4 separate regions of the Homo sapiens genome follow, and regions 2, 3 and 4 are each linked to region 1. The links are chromatin contacts, found by Hi-C or POLR2A ChIA-PET in ENCODE. All regions are on one chromosome and are shown on one strand. The core of a region is the stretch at or near the end of the contact, and the rest is flanking DNA. Distances in the headings are between cores, read along the strand shown. Region 1 overlaps MAML3 (mastermind like transcriptional coactivator 3). Region 2 has its middle 74 kb from the start of TBC1D9. Region 3 holds the start of TBC1D9 (TBC1 domain family member 9). Region 4 overlaps MGARP (mitochondria localized glutamic acid rich protein).

Region 1 (3,238 bases), core at 527-3,026:
ACAATGAATACCCCGGGAGTCTGGTGACTCTTGATTTGGACAACTTAACTCGATCATTAGACTAAAAGCACCTTTATGAGTCTTCCTAAGTTAACCGGGATCTAGAGGGTGAGCAGACTACAATCAGGGTAGCCCAGGGCATTAGATTTTTAATATGTTTGGACTCCATGTAGAGAAGTAAATCAGCCTGGGTCTAAACCAGGAATGGAGGCTAGGGAGATGATGTCTTAGCCAAAACTCTCACAAAGCTTCAGAGACTGGGGGAAAAAATCAAGTCAAAATAAGGCCACAGTAATGGCCAAAGGAGGTGTGTATGCAGAGGGTGGGGGAAGGGAATTTTCTCAGGGATCAAGGTGGAGGGTGACAACTGATTCTTAGAGTGGACCCAGTCTTTATTGTCTGTGGGTATTGAGGTTGTAAAGCCAACAGGATCCTTCTTCCAGATGACATGAGGGATCCCAGAAGCCAGGCCTCAAGCCCTAAGATAAAGAGGCTTGTCTGAACTAGGGCCTCCAGACAGCTAGCTGGAGTCCGGGCTGGGCTTGGCCTCTGGAAGATGCCGAATGCATAAAGGGAGAGCCCAGATCCCAGAAGCTCTGTAGCAGGCCAGCCAAACAGATAGTAAGATAGTCCAGAGAGAAAATAGCTCAGTGCTCAGTCAAGCCCTGAGACTGTCCGTACTCACCTAGACCCTGGGTGGGACAATGGGATATTCCTACTTACTATTGGCAGTTGTTCCAGAGAACCACTGCCTTAGTCCATTTTGTGCTGCTGTAACAACATACCCAGGACTGGGTAATTTATCAAGAACAGAAATTTGTTTTCTCACAGTTCTAGAGGCTGGGAAGTCCGAGATCACGGCACCAGCAGGTTCAGATGTCTGGGGAGGGCTACTCTCTGTCTCCAAGATGGTACCTTGATGCCACATCTTCTAAAGGGGAGGAACACTGTGTCCTCACATGGCAGAAAGGTAGAAGATCAAGCTAACTGAACACTGTGGGAAGCCTCTTTTATAAGGGCCTTACTGCTATTCATGAGGGAGTAGCCTTCATGGCCTCTTAAAGGCCCTGTTACCTCTTGATACTGTCACATTGGCAACACCTGAAGTTTTGAGGGGACACATTCAAACCGTAGCAACCACTAACCCAACTGTTAGTGGCTGGGCATGGATAGAGCTAAAGCAGCAACTAGAGAACACATGTGGACAGTATAGAAGGAGCTCAGCAGACAGGGGCAAATGGAGCTGGGAGGCAGTGGTGTCTATGGAGGGGTGGTTGGACAAGCTCTGCCTCCAAGCAGAAAAATGTGAGAAGGCATGTTTAAATGAATGCCATGTAAAAGAGCTAAAGAGGGAGCTATGAGCCAGGTAAGTCTAGACTCATTTCTAGCATGTTGAAGAGAAAGGCAACTTAGACCAAAATGTTTAAAATTTTATTTACAAGTTCTGTGGTCTCAAATCATTCTAATCCTTAGTTCTCTCACCTTTACAATGGGAGTAAAACTAATACTTTCCTTGCAGGATTGATGAAAGGCTTGTAGATAATGCAGGTGTAACACCTAATACAGAGCCGGACACATACAAAATGCTTCATAAGTAGTGGCTGATATTATGATTTTACTAGTACCACATAAGCAGGCTTGTTCCTTTGTTCTGTCAGTTTCTCTAAGGTAACTAGTCATAGAGCTCTTTGAAAGTAGTCATAGAGCTCTTTGAAAGTAGTCATAGAGCTCTTTGAAAGTGAAAGGAGGATGTGTACTTGTTTCAGTGCCATCTGGAAATGGAGAAGTGGCAAATCCGTTTCCTGCTATATAGCCAGTTCTGTGGGGAGGCCAGGTGGGCAGGCTGACTGGCAAGGTCTCTGGGGGGGATGTCATCCATGGGAGGGCCAAAGAGAGACACCAAGACAGATTAGGGATGGGGGACAAAGAGACCCAAGTCTCTTTGATAACCTGCCAGGGCCCAGATTGGAGCCCCTGAAGGAAGAGAATGTTGTGAATGCCTAGCGCAGTTGTGTGCTCTCTCTCTCTCTCTTTTTTTTTGATGTGGTTGATGCTGGGAAGTCATGGGAGGCATTTGGAAGACATAGTGAGGGTCAACTGCCCTTTACCCAGGAGGAGAAAGGGCAGAGACGCCATCCTCTGCCACTCGTTTTTAAAGCATTTGCAGATTTTCATTTTTGCAGGACTTTCCTTTCAGAGAGAAGTGGCACTTGAGACCACTTGCCACCTGTTGAGGCTCTTCTCTGCTCACTCCAACAGGCTTCCTGGAGAGGTCTTGGCTAATGCAATCTGGGCCTTGGGATAGATCTGCAGCTAGAGTTGGTGCTGAATCTTCCTGTGCTTGGGAGGCTCACCACTCCCAAAGATGGGGAGCCAGGAGTGCCATGCATCTCCACATTAGCTCACTTCCTTTGAGGCTGAAATCAAGAGAGAGACTTTGGTCCAAAGACTTTTTTTTGTAACCTTCTTGGGCTCCATTCTTCACATTTGCTTCCGAGTCAAGGAGAAGGAGCACAGACCTGAGGGATGGAGTGAATTCTAATCCAAGCTCTGAAACTGACCAGCTGGGGCCTGAAAGCAAGACTGTGACCTCAGTCTGCACCACTTCCCCTCCCATCAGTAAAGTGAGAGGATCCATTGTGCTACCTTCTGCAGTCCCTTTCAGCTTTGGTGTTCACTGATTCTGTGATGAATTTCCTGTAATTTCTGTGTAGGAACAGAAAAGAGCATAGAAGATCCTTTTTTTGTTTTTTTTTTGTTTTTTGTTTTTTGTTTTTTTGTTAGGGAGTTTCACTCTGTGGCCCTGGCTGGAGTGCAGTGGCAAGATCTTGGCTCACTGCAGCATCTGCCTCCTGGGTTCCAGCAATTCTCCTGCCTCAGCCTCCTGAGTAGCTTGGATTACAGGCACATGCCACCACACCCAGCTGATTTTTGTATTTTTAGTAGAGACGGGGTTTCACCATGTTGGCTGGGCTGGTCTCGAACTCATGACCTCAGGTGATCCAACCGCCTCGGCCTCCCAAGGTGCTGGGATTACAGGCGTGAGCTACCGCGCCTGGCCAGAACATCCTTTTAATTCTTATCTGGAGACTTAATCTATATGTTCATAATTAGTATTACCAGTAAGGGCAGAATGTTCCAAAGTAGGGTCTGACTGCATTTTTAAACAATGCAATTTGCAGAGCTCCACTCTTCCACTCCTTAGTCTTATGTGAAGGACACACTTGGACTAAAATGG
Region 2 (3,238 bases), core at 409-2,908, 850 kb before region 1:
TCAGAAGCTAGAAAGAGGCTCCAGCCAAAGCTCAAGTAAGTTCAGATGTGAACTGATGGTCTGAAATGGGATAAAGAGGTGGTGGTGAGAGAGAGAGAGGTAGAAAGGGAAGGATGGAGAGGAAGATAAGCAGCTTGAGGGAAGGGCAGAATTAAAAGACAAAGTGTCTGCAGTGTGGGAGAGGTTAGAGAATGTTTGTCGGCAGATTGTAAGGAGCCAAATCAGGAGAGATTTGCATAGGATATATCATATGAAGAAAGAAGTAACCTAAAGGCCTTTCAAGGTTCTAAGAAAAGAAATCAATTCTTAATCTGTCATGAGATTCGAGAGAAAAAACAACAACAACAAAGAAATCGAGTCTTTAAAATGATGGACCAATGTATCCCCTGATATGATGTGATAAGAAGAGTAATTCATCTGTGTGGTAGTCTTCACCATAAGCCTATAACCCCACTCTAACCATTTGTTGGACAATTTGTCTAATGGACAAATTGGGGAACATTCTACAAAATACCTGACTAGCACTATTCAAAACTGTCAAGATCAGTCTTTGAGAAACTGTCACAGACCAGCGGAGACTAAGGAGATAGGATGACTAAATGCAATGTTATAATATCCTTAGTGGGATCCTATAACAGAAAAGGGGCATTCATGGGAAAAAAATGGTGAAATCTAAATAAAGTCTGCAGTTTAGTTAATAGTAACATATCAATGTATATATTTAGTTTTGATAAGTGCACGTCAGTAATACAAAATGAAAGCATTAGGGGAAACTGAATCTGGTAAGAGTCACATGTGAACTCTTTGTATTTTTGCAACTTTAATGTAAATCTAAAAATATTCCACAATTATAGGTTTATTTTCAAAAATGATAGGCCAGTAGTAAAATCTAAATTATGGCTTGTAGAAACCAATTTTTCCATTGGCTTCACCGTTTGTAAATCAGCTTCCACAATCCTGCCTCTTGGATGTATCCTTTAGGTAAAGGGACAGTTCTTTGAGGATTTTCCAAAAGATTCCTAACTTAAATGTTATATCAAAAACAGGTTTGGCATGGGAGAATATAAAGCACTTGTAAGAGCCTCATATAAATGGTCACTGAAAGAGAATACAGATGTATTGAGAGACTAAATGGAAAGTAATGTCACCAGGCAGGCTATAGACCAGAGAGGCAGAGCCTATATTTAATCATCCTTCCTGGTCCCTAGTCTGTTGCCTAAATAAAGACATTTTCCAGATAGATAGATAGATAGATAGATAGATAGATAGATAGATAGATAGATAGATAGATAGATAGACAGATACTAAGAAAGTTTACTACCAACAGACCCTCATTAAATTTACTTATAAAAAATAACAAAATTATGTAAATTGGGAGAGGAGCGGTCAATGTTAAAATATTCAGCAGCTGTTGATTTATTTCAGAGGGAGGTGAAGATATTGATTTACTTCAGATTCTGTTAAAGCAATTGTGTTCATTTAGTTAATCTTGCACAATAAAATTTCAAGGTAAACCTATGACATTCAAACTTAAGACTTCAAGGGGAATTGGACCAAAACATGGGCTCCTCCCTTTTCTCTGTTCCACTTTTCATTCTCTGCTTCTCCCTAGAACTAGAGAATTCTCAGGCCCATGACAGGTGTTTGTTGCATATGAGGATCAAAAACTATGTGAAACAAAGAAACAGGAAACTGTAGATAATAACCTAATGAACTGTAGATTCAAATCCAGTGGCAACAAGACTGGAGTCATCCTCTTAGGCCACTCCAAAGTCCTAGGGAGGGAGAAGTTTCTCAACACTCTCTATCCTCCAGCTGCACTGGACTACTAGCTATTTCTCAAACACATCATGCTTTTCCACAACTCCATGACTTCCTCCATGCTGTTCCTTCTATGGAATGCCCTTGCACTATCCTACTTCTTCCTCAAAGTCCAGTTTAAGCCTCACTCCTGAAAGGCTTTCCCAACCCCTAGGCAGAGTGAGTTTTTCCTTCTTTAATATTTCCCTAGTGCCCTATTTACATCTCCCTGTAACACCAACCCTATTGTAGAGGTCATTTTTTCAGCCTGTTTCCCAGAAACTGTGAGCTCCTGATGAACAAAGTGCCTGACACACAATAGGTGTAAAAAAAAAAATGTTAAGTAGGTTGATAGATGGATAAGTGGATGGATGGGTAGGTTGTGGCAGAAAATAGTCAGATGCCCAACAAATCCACTTTTCCTTTCTCTTGAGCATGCTTTTAGATTACATTTCCTAGCCTCTTCCATCTAGAAGAGGCCATGTGACAGAGTTCTGGCCCATAGAACATGTGCAGAAATCATGGGTGCCATTTTCAGGATAGTCCTCTAAAATCTCCACACCAACCCTCCACATCATCTCTCCCCGTGTGCCAGGCAGATGCAGATGACCCAGTAGAAGACGCCAAGGCCCATGGCAAAGAAGCCAAGTGGAAGAAGCCTGAGTCCCCAAACAACTGAATGGGGCAGAGACCCCTTGTCCTGAATTGGATGATGACATGAACAAAAAATACACCTTTATTGTGTGAATTCACTAAATTTGGGGATTGTAAGAACAGTTAGCCCAGCTTGACTATACATGAATGAATCTAAGAAACAACATAGTTGAGTGGGCTTCTGATTTTCCAAGGAACATCATTAGCTCCATAAAGTCCACTGGCTCATCCCTAGACCATAAAATTCTTGCTATTGGTGTTGTCTTGATTAAAAGAAACAAGCAAATAAATAAAACCCTTTATGATGAAGGTGACCTCTAGCTTTTGGGGAGTCAGGAAACATTCTCCTTTTTTGGCAGAGCTGCCCCTAGAACACTGAAAATCCCATAGGTTATATTGCTGATTGGACAGTGGCTTAAGGAGGAAGTTACTGGAGAAGAGGAGCTGACTCCACCCACTTATACTACAAAACAAACAAACAAACAAACAAACAAACAAAAAACACTTGTGGCTCCCCACCACTCCAGAAACCATCCACATGTCCACAGGGATGGGTCTAAGATATGCACACCTGACCAGCCAGAGACAGTCGGACTCGCAGGAGATTCTATGCTTTGAGGGTGGCTCACTTTTCTCTAGGATTGGGAACTACCCAGACCTTGTAACTCTGGAGTAGCAATCTTCCCACTTGTTATAAGCTGAATTGCCCCCCTGTCTGCCAAATTCATATGTTGGAGTCCTAACTCCCAGGACCTCAAAATATGATCTTATTTGGTGATGCAGT
Region 3 (3,238 bases), core at 253-2,752, 780 kb before region 1:
CTGAAGGCACTGCACTGTGACCAAAAGTGCCAAATGAGTTTTTTGAGTCTGTGTTAAATACATGAGGTTTCCACTGATGCCTGGAAGAAGCAGATCAGTCTGTGTGGTAACATCAAGGGAAACTTCCATTCCTTGAGAGCCCAAGCGGTAGGAAGCGAACAGATGAAATGGCAGTCTCATTAGAATGGCTGGTGATTTGCTCATTCGACTAATTGAAGGAATTCAACAATTCAAGTCGGAGCTACAAAAGTCACAATTTTGAAGCCCACACAAGAAGGTTTCATTTGAATCTCTGCTCATTTGGAAAGGGAAAAGTCCCTAGGATTGCCCAGCATCCACAACAAAGCAGAGTCTGCTAAATTCCCATCATTTGGGAAGAGGAACTTTTTTTTTTTTTTTTTTTTTTTTTTTTTTGGCTGAACTATCCTCCAGATCTCCTGGGCGGGAGGAAAAAAAAATGGTCATCAGATATGTAGGCAGATGGGCTGTGATCACCACTGGAAGCTCGAAGTATTTGGGGAAACTGAAACTGTCTAGGGATAAAGCTGCCCTGGTTTGTGTGTTTCTGGTTTCACTGATTAAAAAAAAAATCCATCTACCAAGAGTGGATAAATTTTAAAATTCTGCCATGCCCAGTTTTCGAAGCCCCAAATGCGATATAGGAACAGCTGTGGTGTGAATTAGTTGGTCTAAGCTTTTGGGCCGCTTCCAACTTCTCTATTGCTCACGCCCTACAGGTCAAGGAAAGAAGTGATGTAATGCACTTAGCTAGGCCACTTTAATTACAATGGAATGGAGAGGGGGGAGGGGTCACAAGCGGTGACAAGTTTAGCGCATGACTTGCCCTGGGGATGCAGGAAACAAAAACATCGACGACCATTGGCTGCGTTGGCTTCCGACCCCGGGTCTCTAACCGAGCTCCAGGTCTGGAACCTTGAAACACTTTTCCTGGGAAAAGGGGTGGCGCTATCCCATAGAGCGTCAACCTTAAACACAAACAGCACACACGCACCCACGCAGGCTGGCGGCGTCCTCCCTGCTGGGATGGGCGTCGGGCCCAGTGCTTGGCACACGGTCCCCAGGAGCTTCCCCCGAAGGTTCCCCCGAAGCCAGCCACAGCTGCTCAGCTCGGCGCGCGGAGCCCGCGGTGGTACCGAGTCCGCACAAACCCGGACCCGCTCCAAGTGAGCCGCGTTGTCGTCATTCATTCGCAGTGTCCGGAGCGTCCTTCCAGCGGGGAGCTGGGCTTCCCTAGTGGCGCCTGCGGCCCCGACACGGCGCGTTAAGGCGCGGCGACTTCGGGAGCTCGAGCAGGTAGAGACGGGAGGGGCTCTGGAGCTCCAGTCGGCGCCGCGGGAGCAGCAGCGCCGGAGCCCAGCTTGGCCCTGACCGCGGGGCCGAATCCGCTCGGGTGGCCCTTAGCCCTGCCTGGCGCTGAGCCGGATCCCGGGACTGAGCTATACCACTTCCTCCTCCTCCCGCTCCCTTCCTCCTCCTCTTCCTCCTCCTCCCGCTCCTCCCGCCGCCGTGGGCCGGGAGCCGGGCTGCAGAGTGCCAGGCCGGGCGTCTGCGGCCGCGGGCTCTCGCGGGGCGGCGACGCCGCGGGGAGGATGCTGCTTGCCGCGCCCGCGTCCTCACCGTCCTCCCGGGCCGCCTGCTGGGGCTTTGTTGTGGCCCGGACGCCGCGGGCCACCCCCTGAAGTCGCCTGCCGCCGCCGCCGCCGCACCTAGCGGACGGGCGGGCGGGCGCGCGTGTGCCCAGGAGTGCGCGCCTGTCGCGGTGGTGGGTGCAGGACTGGACCCACGGGCCCATTGTGCGCCCGCCCGCGGCAGCCAGGACCATGTGGGTGAACCCGGAGGAGGTGTTGCTGGCCAACGCGCTGTGGATCACCGAGAGGGCCAACCCATACTTCATCCTGCAGCGGAGGAAGGGCCACGCCGGCGATGGAGGCGGCGGCGGCGGACTGGCGGGTAAGGACCGTGGCCGATCCCTGCAGGAGGGGAGCCGGGAGCGCTGCGGCGCCGCCCGCGGCCTGGGCTGCAGGCTCGGGAGACGCCGCCCGGTCCCCTGGGGCTGGGCGACCCGCCCTGCCTCGTTGTATGCGAGGCATCGAGAGTCGTGATGTTCAGGTTGGGCAGAGATGCTTCTTTTTTTGACTCTGTCAGGCTTGGGGCCCTCAGCGTACTGAGCGCTCTTTAAGTGGATATGTTGAGGAGAATGGGAAAGAGTGAGTCTGGGGCGGAGGGAATGTATTATCCCCTATATATTGAATGCATCATTCCCTTCCCCTCCCCCCCTTAAAAATATTGTTTTCCAAATGGAAAAGAGGGATGGAAGAAGGTTAATTTTTGCTCCACTTTCTTTACTGGCAACAGCAGGATCAGGTATAAAATGCTCTTTTGTTTCCAGGGAAGCGATAAGTAAGGAACTGATGTGGTCATTTCCTATATGAGTTATGACCGAAGAGAATGAATACGGAAACAGGAATTTTTTTGTTTCACCTAATTAGACATAAAGCAAAGCAAATTGTCTGGTTCTAGTTGTAAAAATAATTGGCTGTATAACTGCATTTTAACTATTTTTGCTCAATCACTTCTTCCCTAAACCCCCTCCCTTCAAGGTATTATTGTAATTGTTGCTGAAGCCATGTCATATCATTCAGGATAATAAGATCAGTCAGACCCATATCCAAAGTAGTGCCATATTAGAAATAATCTCGAACTCATACCATACTAGAGAAATTGGACCTTCTCCATCTCTGTGTTATTTAGAATGAACAGAACTGGAATACTTTTTACAGTGAAAAAGTTAGCAGAAGAAATAGTAGAGGTTTCACTAGAAAGGAGACTGCAAAAAAGAGATGAACTTTGACCCTCCTCAGAGTTGAGCTTATATCAACCTCATATATCACCTGGAGTTTGCACAATAGGTAAATTGTTGCTTTCAAATGCTGTGCTATGAAATAAAGATTCTTGATATATGTATTTACTTATGATTATATTTATAAACTAATTTTCTTAAGATTAAAATTCAGGTGTCATGTGGTACAATGTATACTGGTATGTTTGAAGGATCTTGATTCTACCAGAAAAGATAAATCTGCAGAGCTCCAGACCCCATTCTGGAAATACTTACTAGTGATCTGATACCAGGATTTTCCAGGTCATTTTGTAGAAGTTATCTAACTCTAAATGTTAATATGTAATTTACATATCTAATATTGGAATCAGCCCACAT
Region 4 (3,238 bases), core at 538-3,037, 710 kb after region 1:
GATGAATGCATTTGACAAATGAATGTTTTACATTTATATTGCTGACCAGTGACTTTTGACTCCTTTGTGTGGTAATATTATTTTCCCCTGCTCAGGCATCCACCCATGCAGGCATGAGCTTTCATTTTTCTCATTATCTAAAAATAATAATATAACAAATTATCTTTCAGTTTTGGCTAAGACCACCTGTGTGCCTTTGTGCAAACAAGGTACATTTGACATAATAGAATCAGTTGTGTATAATGAGTCCTTCAGTTGATAAAATGGTGACCATGGGAACAGAAACTTTATATTTTCACTCTTTCCTTCCTTCCTACACTTCTTTTTCCCACCCTCCCTTCCTTCCCCCTTCCTTTCCCCCTTCCCTCCACGGGCTCTCCCTCTGTCAACCAGGCTGGAGTGCAGTGGTGCAATCATAGCCTACTGCAGCCTTGAACTCCTGGGCTCCAGCAATCTTCCCATCACAGCCTCTCAAGCAACTAGGACTACAAGCATGCACCGCTACACCCAGCAAATTTATTTTTTATGTTTTGCAGAGACAGGGTCTCACTATGTTGCCCAGGCTGGTCTTGATCTCCTGGCCTCATGTGATCCCTCCTGCCTCAGCCTCCCAAAGTGCTGGGATTACAGGCATATGCCACTATGCCTAGCCACTTCTTGCTTTAAACCATACTTTTTTCCAAGCTATTATTATCAATTACTATGATCACTATTTAGGGATAGAGATATTAGGGGCTTATGAATCAGTTTTAACCTGTCATGACAATAATAAGAAACAGAATATCATCAATACATATTATTGAATATAATCATGCGGTTGTTTATAATACTAATAAGCATTTGCATAGAACTTTTTATTTTAATCCCCTTTTCATATACAGTATTTTAATTAATCTTTACAATAACCCTGTGCAGTAGATATTATCAATACCCTATTTTACAGATGACAAAAATGAGATTGAGAGAGGATTAGTGATTTCTGAGTCACCAGCTAGGAACTTGGCTACTCTTCCATGCTGTCTCATATGAAAGGTGAATAGGATAGCTACTTATTTTTGTATTCTTCATATTTGCCTAAGTAATATATTCAAGTGTGTTTTTTTTTAAGTTCAAAGAGTTTACAGAAAAGCAGATCCCCCATTTTCCCTCCAAGAGGCAACCAATAGAACCAGTTTCTTGGAATCCTCCTGGAGAGTTTTTGCAAATACAATTATCTAGGCATACAACTTACCCCCCTCCTGCTCCAACCTCATTTTGCCCTAACAATAGTAGCAGACTGTATACATTGTTCTTTTTTTGCTGTTTCACTTGAGAGTCTACCTTGAAGACTGTTACACATCAGTGCATGTAGTTCTGTCTTAGGTGTTTAAACGACCGCAGTGTTTCATTGCCTTCCCACGATCTTTAAATTAATACCTTGCTTAATGACTAATTCTTAAAGGTGAAAAGGAGAATGTTGCGGAAACTGAGAAAGCAAGTTCAGAAGCCCCAGAAGAACTTATAGTGGAAGCTGAGGTGGTAGATGCTGAAGAAAGTCCCAGTGCTACAGTTGTGGTCATAAAAGAGGCATCTGCCTGTCCAGGTCACGTGGAGGCTGCTCCGGAGACCACAGCAGTCAGTGCTGAAACCGGGCCAGAGGTCACAGATGCAGCGGCGAGGGAAACCACGGAAGTAAACCCTGAAACAACCCCAGAGGTTACAAATGCTGCCCTGGATGAAGCTGTCACCATCGATAATGATAAAGATACAACAAAGAACGAAACCTCTGATGAATATGCTGAACTAGAAGAAGAAAATTCTCCAGCTGAGTCAGAGTCCTCTGCTGGAGATGATTTACAGGAGGAAGCCAGTGTTGGCTCTGAGGCTGCTTCGGCTCAAGGCTAATCTCCAGCCGGTAGACATTTCAGCAACAAATGCCATAGGGTGTCTGATAAGTGCTTTTGTGTTTTTAGTACACTTAGTTTAAAAAAAAAAAGACTTATTTTCTAGAAAACGTTAATGGGTCTTGAAGATTTTTGGCATCCACTGATAGATTTTAGGACTGAGAGACTTGAGATTGTACATTTCTTACTACTCTTCTACTGTCTGAGATCAGAATATGACATTGCAGTAAAGAGCTTAAATAGTTTCATCTTTGGTTTTTTTTTCTAGACACTTTTCTTTTATCCCAGTCATCTCTGAATTTACATTTTATATTAAAGAAATTGAGCTATCCATACAACCTGTATTTACTTTAATTTCACTATGCTTTCAGCTTACTTTATTGTATGATATGTAGGTCTAAAATATAGTTTGAGTCAAATAAAATTAGAAAAGCTTTGGTGCTTCTACTTTTTTCACTAATATTTGCATGTACAAATAATACATATTAACATACAGGTACATAACATCACATGAGAAATGTAGGCTTTCGTAATATTATTGAAGAAAGAGCATATAATCTATGGAGAACCCTGCATGTAACAATATGTATGCCCTCTCCCATCTATAGTACTTACACAGGGGACTATGTAGATATTTTCTGTTTCAGTTCAGTTCAAACAATATTTATTGAAGATTAGCACTTTGTGCCAGGAATCTTTCATTCATTCACGTGTTCAACAAATATTAGCTGAGCACTTACAACATAATAGGTATTGTTTTAAGTGCTCCCGGTTTATATTCTAGAGTGGAACCAGGTAAGAAGACAAATGAGAAAATGATATAGTGTGTTAGGTACTGATAAGTGCTAAGGATAAAAGTAACGAAAATAAAAGGATTGTAAGTGTTAGTCTGAGGTGGAAGTTGTAATTTTAGATAGGATGGCCAAAAGAGGCCTTACTAGGAAGGTGTCTTTTGCGTAGAAACCTGAAAGATATATAAGGGACCATCTAATGGTAGGAGTTAGGGGAATCAGCCAGGTAAGGGAACAGAAAAGGGCAAAGGATCTAAAACAGGATCCTGCTGGGAATTTGAGGAATTGCGAGGTGGCCAGTGTGGCTAAAGTGGAGTGAAAAAGAGGGAGAGTAGCCAGAGATGGTCTCAGAGAGAAAGGGAGTGGGTAGGCAGGGTGGGCTAGATCATGCAGGGTCATGTAAGGTTTTGGCTATGGAGTAAGTTGGGAAATTGTAGTGGACACTGCCGATGCTCTGCCTAGATCCCCTTAATTGGACCCCTTAACTGGGTACATTTATCCCCAGCTGCTATGAGTGTTACACCCCACACCCCACCCTCACCATAGGCAGTTCACAACCAATGA

The links. A loop is a pair of places that touch in the nucleus more often than their neighbours do. ChIA-PET counts read pairs that join two places held with the same protein, here RNA polymerase II (POLR2A). Pooled maps may share reads with other maps.
Region 2: a loop to region 1 is called in a map with no recorded cell type, with 15 times the contacts of the local background. The contact joins two enhancer-like sites. A Hi-C loop is called at or near these places in 2 of 37 single-sample maps with no recorded cell type and 2 of 50 pooled maps. POLR2A ChIA-PET finds 5 or more read pairs at or near these places in 1 of 52 experiments (OCI-LY7).
Region 3: a loop to region 1 is called in a pooled map, with 2.1 times the contacts of the local background. The contact joins the promoter of TBC1D9 here to the enhancer-like site in region 1. A Hi-C loop is called at or near these places in 3 of 37 single-sample maps with no recorded cell type and 2 of 50 pooled maps.
Region 4: a map with no recorded cell type shows a loop between it and region 1 (11-fold over the local background). The contact joins two enhancer-like sites. A Hi-C loop is called at or near these places in 7 of 37 single-sample maps with no recorded cell type and 4 of 50 pooled maps.

The regions. Positions count from the first base shown.
Region 1 is chr4:139,977,414-139,980,651 of GRCh38, reverse strand. All of the region lies in intron 1 of MAML3 (mastermind like transcriptional coactivator 3), which reads left to right. Among named protein-coding and RNA genes, the nearest start is that of MAML3-AS1, 150 kb to the left of the region's middle. RefSeq lists an enhancer at 1,498-1,547. Within about 2 kb of position 1,776, at least 2 of the 41 ENCODE cell types and tissues checked have a DNase peak (open chromatin) inside an H3K27ac peak, as active enhancers do.
Region 2 is chr4:140,828,456-140,831,693 of GRCh38, reverse strand. No RefSeq gene overlaps it. Among named protein-coding and RNA genes, the nearest start is that of TBC1D9, 74 kb to the right of the region's middle. Within about 2 kb of position 1,658, at least 3 of the 41 ENCODE cell types and tissues checked have a DNase peak (open chromatin) inside an H3K27ac peak, as active enhancers do.
Region 3 is chr4:140,754,649-140,757,886 of GRCh38, reverse strand. It overlaps TBC1D9 (TBC1 domain family member 9), which reads left to right and starts at 1,502. Exons shown (of 21, transcript NM_015130.3): 1 at 1,502-1,971. The coding sequence starts at 1,842. RefSeq lists enhancers at 980-1,029, 520-1,161, 1,162-1,804 and a silencer at 1,460-2,149.
Region 4 is chr4:139,265,245-139,268,482 of GRCh38, reverse strand. It overlaps MGARP (mitochondria localized glutamic acid rich protein), which reads left to right. Exons shown (of 4, transcript NM_032623.4): 4 at 1,442-2,318. The coding sequence ends at 1,884. Among named protein-coding and RNA genes, the nearest start is that of MGARP, 13 kb to the left of the region's middle. RefSeq lists a silencer at 1,229-1,328 and enhancers at 1,469-1,798, 1,137-2,336. Within about 2 kb of position 1,787, at least 24 of the 41 ENCODE cell types and tissues checked have a DNase peak (open chromatin) inside an H3K27ac peak, as active enhancers do.